Regions from separate parts of the Homo sapiens genome. Here regions 1, 2 and 3 are each linked to region 4. A link is an interaction called in ENCODE POLR2A ChIA-PET data of the cell type or tissue named here. Cell type or tissue: PC-9. All regions are shown on one strand.

What was found. Peaks named below come from ENCODE experiments on the same cell type or tissue, not always from the same donor. Only the 100,000 strongest peaks of a DNase experiment are listed, where the experiment ranks them.
Region 1: POLR2A ChIA-PET joins it to region 4 with 9 read pairs; 3 of 35 experiments call an interaction of 5 or more read pairs at or near these places.
Region 2: POLR2A ChIA-PET joins it to region 4 with 8 read pairs; 3 of 35 experiments call an interaction of 5 or more read pairs at or near these places.
Region 3: POLR2A ChIA-PET joins it to region 4 with 5 read pairs; 3 of 35 experiments call an interaction of 5 or more read pairs at or near these places.

Annotation. Positions count from the first base shown.
Region 1 is chr11:118,509,662-118,512,161 of GRCh38, forward strand. It overlaps KMT2A (lysine methyltransferase 2A), which reads left to right. Exons shown (of 36, transcript NM_001197104.2): 30 at 287-457; 31 at 2,290-2,364. TTC36-AS1 (TTC36 and KMT2A antisense RNA 1) reads right to left here. Exons shown (of 3, transcript NR_120574.1): 3 at 2,257-2,439. Among named protein-coding and RNA genes, the nearest start is that of TTC36, 17 kb to the right of the region's middle. In PC-9, no CTCF peak of the experiment used is centred here; no DNase peak of the experiment used is centred here.
Region 2 is chr11:118,599,556-118,602,055 of GRCh38, forward strand. ARCN1 (archain 1 coat protein complex I subunit delta) reads left to right here. Exons shown (of 10, transcript NM_001655.5): 10 at 1,070-2,500. The coding sequence ends at 1,159. Among named protein-coding and RNA genes, the nearest start is that of PHLDB1, 6.8 kb to the right of the region's middle. In PC-9, no CTCF peak of the experiment used is centred here; no DNase peak of the experiment used is centred here.
Region 3 is chr11:118,618,274-118,620,773 of GRCh38, forward strand. The region is part of intron 4 of PHLDB1 (pleckstrin homology like domain family B member 1); the gene reads left to right. Among named protein-coding and RNA genes, the nearest start is that of PHLDB1, 12 kb to the left of the region's middle. RefSeq lists an enhancer at 1-280. In PC-9, no CTCF peak of the experiment used is centred here; DNase peaks (open chromatin) are centred at 1,358, 1,738 and 2,498; H3K4me3 peaks cover 1,097 bases; H3K27ac peaks cover 1,663 bases.
Region 4 is chr11:118,275,922-118,278,421 of GRCh38, forward strand. No RefSeq gene overlaps it. Among named protein-coding and RNA genes, the nearest start is that of MPZL2, 13 kb to the left of the region's middle. RefSeq lists an enhancer at 1,513-1,807. In PC-9, no CTCF peak of the experiment used is centred here; a DNase peak (open chromatin) is centred at 1,550; H3K27ac peaks cover 2,500 bases.

The sequences.
Region 1 (2,500 bases), 230 kb after region 4:
CTATTGAGGACAGTTGCTTATTGAAAAACTATCAGATCGTCATACTAGAAATTCTACCACAGAGAGCATAACTTCATGTAAAAAAAAATCTGGTTTTAGTCACCACTTTCTAGCAATGACCTAGGCAAGCTCTTTGAGTCTTGGGTTTGTTATCTATAAATGGGAATAATAAACCAACTGTGGAATGTTGTTAGGCTTAGAGATCATTTATGTAAAGTACTCTACATGTAGTCAGTGCTCAGTGAGCATTTGTTACTGCAACCACTATCTATTTTCTCCCTATTAGAACCTAAAACAGTGGAAGAAGAGGAAAGTAATTTCAGCTCCCCACTGATGCTTTGGCTTCAGCAAGAACAAAAGCGGAAGGAAAGCATTACTGAGAAAAAACCCAAGAAAGGACTTGTTTTTGAAATTTCCAGTGATGATGGCTTTCAGATCTGTGCAGAAAGTATTGAAGGTGAGTGGATTAAATCAGGTTGACCCATCAGCAGAAGCCCTGTTTCAGCTAGAGCTTCATTTTCTGAGTATTAGCACCATTTAGGTGGCTGTTTTATGCTAGATGGTAGGGGGATACCTGGAGGCATCATACATTTTCCTTGTCCTTGAGAAGTTTGTCTTATTGGAGAAATAGCCATATTTTACATGAAAAGTTAATGATACAGATTATGTTTTCAACATTGCACACACCTTAGCGGAGCCCCTGAGAACTCTGCTTCCCCCTCCAGCCTTGTTTTTTGCCATTCCCTCATGCGCCTTCTGTGCCCTTCTCTCTCCCTTGTGTGCCTTCACACGTGCTTTCTCCTCTGCCTGGAGTTCTCTCCCTGCCCTCAATCACCTGGTGAGCTCCAGCTCACCCTTCAAGATCCAGCTCAGACGGTCTTCCCTGACCTTCTGAGGTAGCTAAGCCCTCCCTCTCCCTCCTTTTGAATCTTACATGTTCTTCTCTCATAGCTTACATTTTGTTTTGTCCGTGTTTGTTTACTTTTATCACTCACTCAACAGCGAGCTCTCCATAAGGGCTGGAATTTTATTTTCTTATTCATCTTTGTATCGCAAGCATCTAAGTGTTCATCCACCTTTGAAGGACTAGTAAATGTTCTCTAGGCTGTAAGTACTAGAAGAGTTCAAAGAAGAGAAAGGTCACCATGGGTGAGTTAGGGTTATCAAAAACCCATGAAGATAAATAGAAGATTCTATTAAAGGAGAAAATGGAATTTGGGTTAGGCAAAGAAGAATGCAGGGCTCTCTAGGAAGAAGAAGGGAGGTAAGCAAAGTTAGAAAGGCAGGACTGCATTTGGTGGGTTTAGAGTAGTGTCAGGTGAGATGGCATTGAAATCCATGTGAGGTAATAGTGAAAGAGAAAATTGGGAAGGTGGATAGGGCACAGGTTTTAGAGGGCTTTCAGTGCCAAACCTTGAGGACTTTGAAAACTTGAGGGAGTGAATAGAAGCAGAATTTCAGGAAACATAATGTGATAAGCTCTCTATATGAGACAGATTGAGCATGAACTGGAGATGCTCAAAGACGAGAGTTTACTAATGAGAGTATTGCTAGAGTAGAGATGTCTGGTAATAAAGCCCACATTCGGTGGGAAAAGAAAGGAAAGGAAAGAAGAATGAGTACACTTGGTGGAATATGGAGAGGGGAGAGTCAAAGATGACCCTAAAGATTCAGGCCTGGGTGACTAAAACAAAAGATAATGCATGGAGAACAAAGGAGATAAGTAAGGAGTATGGGGGTTCCACAGAAGACATTGATGTGGAGTGATGTAAGAAATCCATGTGGAAATGCCTAGCAGACAGGAAAAGATCACAGAATCTTGGGTTAGAGCTGGAAGGAACTGTAAGGATTTTCTAGTTCTGCCTCTTAACTTTAAGGAACAGAGAGGTTATGATCTTCCCACAGTCCTGCTTAAATCATTATTACTAGTGCTGTTTTGATTAGGGGTACAGGGAACATAAAAATACCAAACATTCAGGTGTGAGACCCAGACTTCCATCAAGGGATGTGAATGCGTTGGGGATTCAGAGTTCATTTCAGAAGGTCTGACTTTCCTTAGTGCTTCTGTGTCCTCCAACAGAAAGAAGCCCTGCTGGGGAGTGTACCTTTTCGGCTCCTTTCACATGTAATGAACTGACTTAAACTCTAAGAAAAATAACAAAACACTGCTCTAGGAGGGCAAGTGTTCACACTGTAGGGATTCTAAGCAGTGCTTGTGCACATCATTGGTATTAAGAAGGGTTTACGTGCATATTTTCTGGCTTACGGGTTTTCTTTATTTCCTTTCAGATGCCTGGAAGTCATTGACAGATAAAGTCCAGGAAGCTCGATCAAATGCCCGCCTAAAGCAGCTCTCATTTGCAGGTAATGGCTGGAGGTGTTATTCCACTCCTGTCTCAGAATATTATGGTAAATTGTTCGCCTAAGGCAGAGTTGATTCTGTGAAAAAAAAATCAGTTAAAAATTTTTTTCACAGCTTTATTGAGATTTAATTCATATA
Region 2 (2,500 bases), 320 kb after region 4:
GCTGGGACTACAGGCGTGTACTGCCACACCCAGCTAATTTTTTTTTGTATTTTTAGTAGAGATGGGGTTTCACCATGTTGGCCAGGCTGGTCTCTAACTCCTGACCTCAGATGATCCGCCCACCTCGGCTTCCCAAAGTGCTGGGATTACAGGAGTGAGCTTCCACGTCTGGCTGTTCTTCCAGTTTTTTAATTTGCATTACTAGGACCCAGTTTATATTATTAATATTCCCCTCTTTTTGACTTGCTTGTTGTTCTGGCCCTACCTTAGCTTCCCATATGGTCTCCGTCTCCCCTGTAAATGCTTAGAAAATTGCAGCTTCCTCCCTTGAATGATTCCAAAGAGCAGTTCTCTCTCCCTATCCTGTTAGTGACATAACCCCATCAGTGTTGGAAGCAACTGTATTGAACTCAAGACATTAGATAGAAATGGGTAAATTTTCCTATTGGGGCTATTCAAAGATTAGGACATTATAATTGCTCTCCCAAAACTTCATTAGAAAATACGAATCAGTGGTTCAAGTGTTGTATTGGTGCCGTTATAGGTACCATTGTTACATGTAATTAATTAAGCTGGACATTTATTTATTTAAAAAGGAAAAACCTCATTGGACCAGCCATGCCTAAAAAATAAGTATGATAGAGCAGCTTACTGGGACTTTTAACACGAGACTTTGAGAGCAGAGCAAATGAATAATGTGAAGAGCTAGAACGTTGCCTTTTGGGTCAGAATGTTAATATATCATCCTGATAGAATGTCTATGAATTTCATAGGTTATACAGGGCAGGGCTGGGCTGTGGCCACTCATTTTGGAGCTTTTACTTAATACTACGGAACATCTCGTCCCAACAGTTGTCTTTTCTCCATCTAGAAGAAAAGCAGCTTAATCATTTTGGTGGGGAAGAGTGATGCTGTGACTTTCAGTTGTGAATTGAACATTTTTCTAGTATTTTACAGTTACTTTTAATACCGCTTTTAGGGAAATTGATATGTTCTGTAATGAGAATGTAGTCAACATGATGGAGACTCAAACCTCCTGCTTTACCTTACTCTTTGTTTATTTTCCTAGGTTACCAAAGTGACCCAGGTAGATGGAAACAGCCCCGTCAGGTTTTCCACAGAGACCACTTTCCTAGTGGATAAGTATGAAATTCTGTAATACCAAGAAGAGGGAGCTGAAAAGGAAAATTTTCAGATTAATAAAGAAGACGCCAATGATGGCTGAAGAGTTTTTCCCAGATTTACAAGCCACTGGAGACCCCTTTTTTCTGATACAATGCACGATTCTCTGCGCGCAAGGACCCTCGACTCACCCCCATGTTTCAGTGTCACAGAGACATTCTTTGATAAGGAAATGGCACAAACATAAAGGGAAAGGCTGCTAATTTTCTTTGGCAGATTGTATTGGCCAGCAGGAAAGCAAGCTCTCCAGAGAATGCCCCCAGTTAAATACCTCCTCTACCTTTACCTAAGTTGCTCCTTTATTTTTATTTTATTATTATTATTATTATTATTATTATTTTTTGAGATGGAGTCTCACTTTGTAACCCAGGCTGGAATGCAATGGCATGATCTCAGCTCACTGCAACCTCCGCCTCCTGGGTTCAAGCAAGTCTCCTGCCTCAGCCTCCGAGTAGCTGGGACTACAGGTGCACGCCACCACGCCTGGCTAATTTTTTGTATTTTAGTAGAGACGGGGTTTCACCGTGTTGCCCAGGCTGGTCGCGAACTCCTGAGCTCAGGCAATCCGCCCACCTCAGCCTCCCAAAGTGTTGGGATTACAGGCATGAGCCACCATGCCCAGCTGCTCCTTTATTTTAATCCCTAAATATAATCCCTAAATATAGTTATATTTCATACTTAGTTTGTTTTTAAAAAGTTTTCTCTGTAGAAAATTTTAATCATTCATACCCTTTACCTTTAGGTTTTTCTTTCTATACATTCAGTCAGGCACTGGGATCATCTGTTTACAGGCATTATATTTATTTGGCACTCCTGGAACAAGTATATCTAACCCATTCTTGATTTTTGGACTATTCAGGTGAACTATTTGAGGGGTATGGGGTCTAGAAGTTAAAAGATACGCATGTCTTCTGTTCTTTTCCCGTATCAATTCATTCCTTCATCTCTTTGCCAAGTTGTTTTCCTTTCAGGGCCTGTCCTTCCAGTTTAGAACAGTACCATGAATCCCACTTGTGTCAATATTAAAGATAGCTGAGAAGCACCTTTCAAATGGCACAGTCCCTCTTCAAGATGTCTAAAAGAATGGTTATGTCTGTCCAGTTAGGGATTTCACATCCACATGTAATCATGTCTGCTGCTGTTGCTACCCAAATTTTCATTTCTCCACATTTTGGGTACTTAAGCTAAAACGTAATGGCCACAGTCTGTAATCCATTCACATTCCTCAGTTTCACCACCTCCCTCTTCCAGACTGCACTCTCTGTCATCAGTCCCCTCCTTTCTAACAGAAATGGGGTTATGATTTTGAAGGCTGTGG
Region 3 (2,500 bases), 340 kb after region 4:
TAGGCAGAGGCACAAAGGAATGGGTGTTCTTCTCCCCAGTCCTCCCCCTCCCCTGGGCTCCAGGAGCTGAGGGTTTCCTTGTCTCATCTCTGGAGCAAGGCACCAAGCCCAGCCCTGCCTGGCCCCACTCCGGACATTCTTGGGAGTGTGTTTCCCTGGAAACTGGGTGGCTCGGGGGTGCATGTGCTATCTCTGTGTGTCTGTGTAACCGGAGTGTGTTTATGTAGCTCCGGATGTGTTTGTGACTCTGGGCTTACGAATCCTGTGTTTGTGTCTTTCCTTGTGTTTATCGATCAGTGTGTTCAAGTGGGCGGCAGGGGTGAACTCAGGACTGATGGTACCAAAATGTCTGTGTGTGTACTCCTATGTGTATATGAGACCCCACTAGTCATATGCCTATCTGTGAGCATATATACAAGACGATCATTTTCCCTACCTTGTTCCCCTAATCTGGCCTTGTAGACGGGACCCTCCTCTTTCAAAAACAAGGGCTACTCTGGGAATAACAAGGAGTGTGCTTTGGCCTTAGATGCATCATTCTGGGCACTGTGCCCAGCCATAGGCAACTTGGAGAGACACACTTCATGACAAGCAGAGATGGCAGTGACAGGCTCTTCCAGCAGGAATATGCCTGGGCCAGGGGAAAGGGGAGGCAGGCAGAAAACAGATGCCAACCTTTAGCACAGAGCTATGAACATAGGAGCATGAAGTGAGGGAGCCAGGAAGGTCCTGATTCCACCCCCTGTACCCAGGCATCTCGGCACATCCCACATTGCCCTCTTCTCTACAGAGCAAGGGGTGGAGCTGGGAATAGGACCAAGGGAATGAGGAGGAATCTCAATCTGGGTCTAGGCTGCCCCACCCTGGGACCACAGCGCCAGACCACATGAAAGATCTGGGAGGGAACCAAGCAGGGGAGGACCCAGAAAGCCACCAGCTCAGGGCCCAGGCTGTCTAGACAGTAGGTCCCCATCCACTCCTAGCATTTCCTCCGAGCCCTGGTCTCCAGTCTCCTTCATTCCCTAAGCCTCTCACTGGTGGGTAGGGGCTTGTGTGAGGGCCAGCAGAGGAGTGTGGCTGGGGAGCCGGATCTCTGGGTTATCCAGCTGCCTCTCTCTGGGATCTAGGACATTCAGCCTCTTTTTTTTCCCACCCAGTTATTCCATCTGTAAATTGGGAGTGAAGCCTTCAACCTTTTTCTGTTATGAGACTGATAACGATCTTGACTAATAAAGCTCAAAAGAAGGAGGGCAGAGCAAGGCTCCCAGCTTCCCACTTCTTTGTGTCTGCCTCCTGCCCTATTTCTCATTGGCGGGCATCCTCTGTGTCTGCCTAGGTCTATCCAGCTGGCCCTCACAGTTTCCAGACCGATGAATCACTCTTCCTGAGGAGATTTTTTTTAAAGCCTCCCTTCATTTTGCATTTGACCCTATATGGTTCTTCCTTTTTCCTCAGAAGGGAATAAGATACGTGTGCACATGTGAGCGTGTGCATGTGTATGCATATAGTTGGCAGCATGGGTGAGTGGGCTAGTGGGCTGTTTAGCAAGAATGGAAAACTTGCCTGATTATTCATCTAAGAGGTTGATTTTATTTCAGAGTTTCTCCAGGGACTAAGTGAAAGGAAAGCTATGCCTGGGTGAGTGTGTAACTAAAAGGAGTTGTCTGGGGGATGTGTGCATGAGAATAAAGGTGTGTGAGAGACAGTGTGTTTAATGAGGGTGTCTGTGTGACTCAGAGCATGCAGAGATGAAGTAGTGTCAGTGTGACTGAGCAAGTGTTGGTGTGTATCTGAGAGACACTGTGTCAGGCTGTGTGAGCTGCTGAGAGCATAAAACATTGTGTCCCGTAAGGCTCTGGTGTGCAGGGGCCAGGTCCCTGGAACAAGAGGAACTCTCTGGGGGACCTGGCTGGATGGTAGGTATTAATACCTGACTGGGCCGGGTGCAGTGGCTCACGCCTGTAATCCCAACACTTTGGGAGGCCGAGGCGGGCAGATCACCTGAGGTCGGGAGTTCGAGACCAGCCTGACCAACATGGAGAAACCCCATCTCTACTAAAAATACAAAATTTGCTGGGTGTGTGGTGGCGCATGCCTGTAGTCCCAGCTATGGGAGGCTGAGGCAGGAGAATCGCTTGAACCCCGGAGGCGGAGGTTGCAGTGAGCCGAGATCGCACCATTGCACTCCAGCCTGGGCAACAAGAATGAAACTCCATCTCAAAAAAACAGAACAAAACAAAACAAAACACCTGCCTGACTCAGAATCTCAGCCTGACTTTGCGGGCTCCAGATATCTGTTTCCCAAGTAGGATGGGTACCTTATTGGGGTCGGAGGGCTCTTTGCTGGGTCTAGCACAACTGGATGTTGTGGCTGGGGTGCGGGCTGGCTCCCAGGGGCCCAGGAAGTGGGCTGGCCGGAAAGGGCAGTGCCTTGGTCCACTCTGGGTCATGAGTTGAGCTATGGGGAGTGGGGCCGGAAGAGGAGGTGTTTAGGGTGGAG
Region 4 (2,500 bases):
TCACAACAACCTTAGAAAGTACTTTATTAATCTCCTCATTTTGCAGATGAGGGAAATGACACTAGGACATTTAGTAACTTACCCAAGCTTACATAGCTGGGAAGTAGTACAACTGGGCTTTAATTCCAAACTCCATGATCCTTCCTCCACAAAACAAGCTTAAGACAGAAGAGGCAGAGCAGCAGGAAAGGAGCTGTCAAAGGTGAGAGTCTTTTGTCTCCAGTTTGGTCCAAGGGTTTTTCATTGAAGTCTGATGATGTCAGGGAAATTCTAAGAAGTGATGGGAATTTTAAATAAGTGTGAAAGAGAAAGGCAACAGAGATTTGTCAGTAATGCTAAAGAGGTTTTACCTTTTTCATTATCAATGGGTTTTGTACACATATAAGGATTTAAGCATAGGTATGCAAAAGTGGTTGCATGGAGCACTCACTGAATCAGAACAGGAAGAGGGGTAGAGGAAAATCTGAAGGTTAGGTGGATTCTCCACAAGAGGTACACTGTCCCAGGCAGAGTGGAAAAAGGCTCCACCTTTTCCAACACCATTAAACATTTTGATCCATCAATACCACTGAGACAGTGAGCTTACGTTTGAAAACAGACATAAGCTTTTTTGGAGGAAAGCTGATCTTGCAAGTAGCCTACTTGAATAACAGCAGTGGAAGCTTAGAAGCTCATGGCAAGAACTGACTTGTAATCCCCACCAGTAATTCTTGTTTTCCCTGGCCTCAGCCTCAGCAACTTTCTGTCCAGGGTCCTTGACTTACTGTAACTCCACCTCTTGTTCTTTGCTCTTTTCACAAGCCATCTCAGCCATCTCAGGGGAGAAAAGGGGGCAGCAGACACATTTTGTTTGAGATAATGTAAGCAGGGAGAAGTATAGAATCAATAACTCAAGCAATGGGAAGAGTTTGCCTGCTTAAAACTCAAAATTGCAAGAAGCCGTGGAGACCTATTACACTAACATCTAGATTGGCATCTGGACAGACACCACTCCTCAAGATATTAGTAGGTACTGAACAACAGAAAAGATTCTGTACACAAGGGAAAATGCTAGATTAAACTAATGAAAAGAATTTTGTTTTGGTTTGGTTTTAGCTACAGTACTCCTCAGGGCTTTCAATATGCTAACATGGGACCAGGTTTTTTATACCTTACCTAGTCATCTTTCCAGAACTTTCTGTTCACTGAAAAAAATTGGGACAATGCATCTCAAAGTGTGGCCTGCAGACTACCTGGAAACTGTCACTGGTCCTTAAGGAGATAAATACAAAACCTGAGAGTAAGTATTTAAAGTTATTACAAGTAATTTGACATTGCCTCAACATCCAAGGCTGTGATCAGAGGACTCACTGGACAGGTTATAGAACAGTGCAGGGGTTGCAAATTGTATGGCAGGAGGCATCATCATAGATCTGCCAAATGCTGAAAAGCAGCAAAGGTGCTGAGTTAGCTAAGGTATTTCAGCCTTTCTACCTTCCCCTCCATTTCCCATTGAGGCCTGAAGCTTCAAGAGAACAAGCAGGTTGGACTTGTCAGAGTTGAGAAGCCTTTCTGAGTAGAAAGGGCAGCCAGCTGCTTGTCCAGGCAAACAGGATGTGAGTCTTCTCAGGTGAGTCAGAGCTAAAGAGGAAAGCCTTTCCTGCCTAGCTCAGTGAGGGGGTCCACCCTTAGCTTTGGAAAGGGGAAAACTCAGGGAAAAGTCCCAGCAACATCGCTCTTTTCTTGCAGTTTGTTCCAATGTTATATGCTGTCTTGAGTGTCAATATCTGCTGAGCTACATTAGCAATAACCAAGAGGAAAAGAAGCTTTTAAAGCCAAAGAAAAATTGTCATTTAAAGTTGTCACCTTGGGGACAAGCTTTTATTCTAATGATGCTGACGTTATTCCAGATATTTCTAGAACATTTTTAGAATTGCCTTAGGAGTTTGAATCATAACATTTTTCGATTTAAAAAAAAAAAACCAGGGTCTCGCTCTGTTGCGCAGGCTGTAGTGCAGTGATGCAATCTCGGCTCACTGCAACCTCTGCCTCCTGGGCTCAAGCAATTCTCCCACCTCAGCCTCCCTAGTAGCTGGGACTACAGGCACGTGCCACCATGCCCGGCTAAGTTTGTATTTTATTTGTATTTTTAGTAGAGACAGGGTTTCACCATGTTGGCCAGGCTAGTCTCAAACTCTTGACCTCAAGTGATCCACTCACCACAGCCTCCCAAAGTGTTGGAATTACAGACATGAGCCACTGCATCCAGCCTTGAGATTTTTACTGATGGCAAATCCTCATGCTTTTGAGAATGGGCTTGATTTTTGGACACATTTAAAAGTCATGTAGATCAAATCCAAAGAAAGTAAGAAAGTGAATGACCAAACCAGGCACTGATTATAAAATCATAAGTATGATGACTTGTGAAATGCATAAATGGTCCCTGAGGATCCTTTAAAAGACAGGATTCTCTTTAAAAGCTCTTTAGGCCAGGATCGGTGGCTCATACCTGTAATCCCAG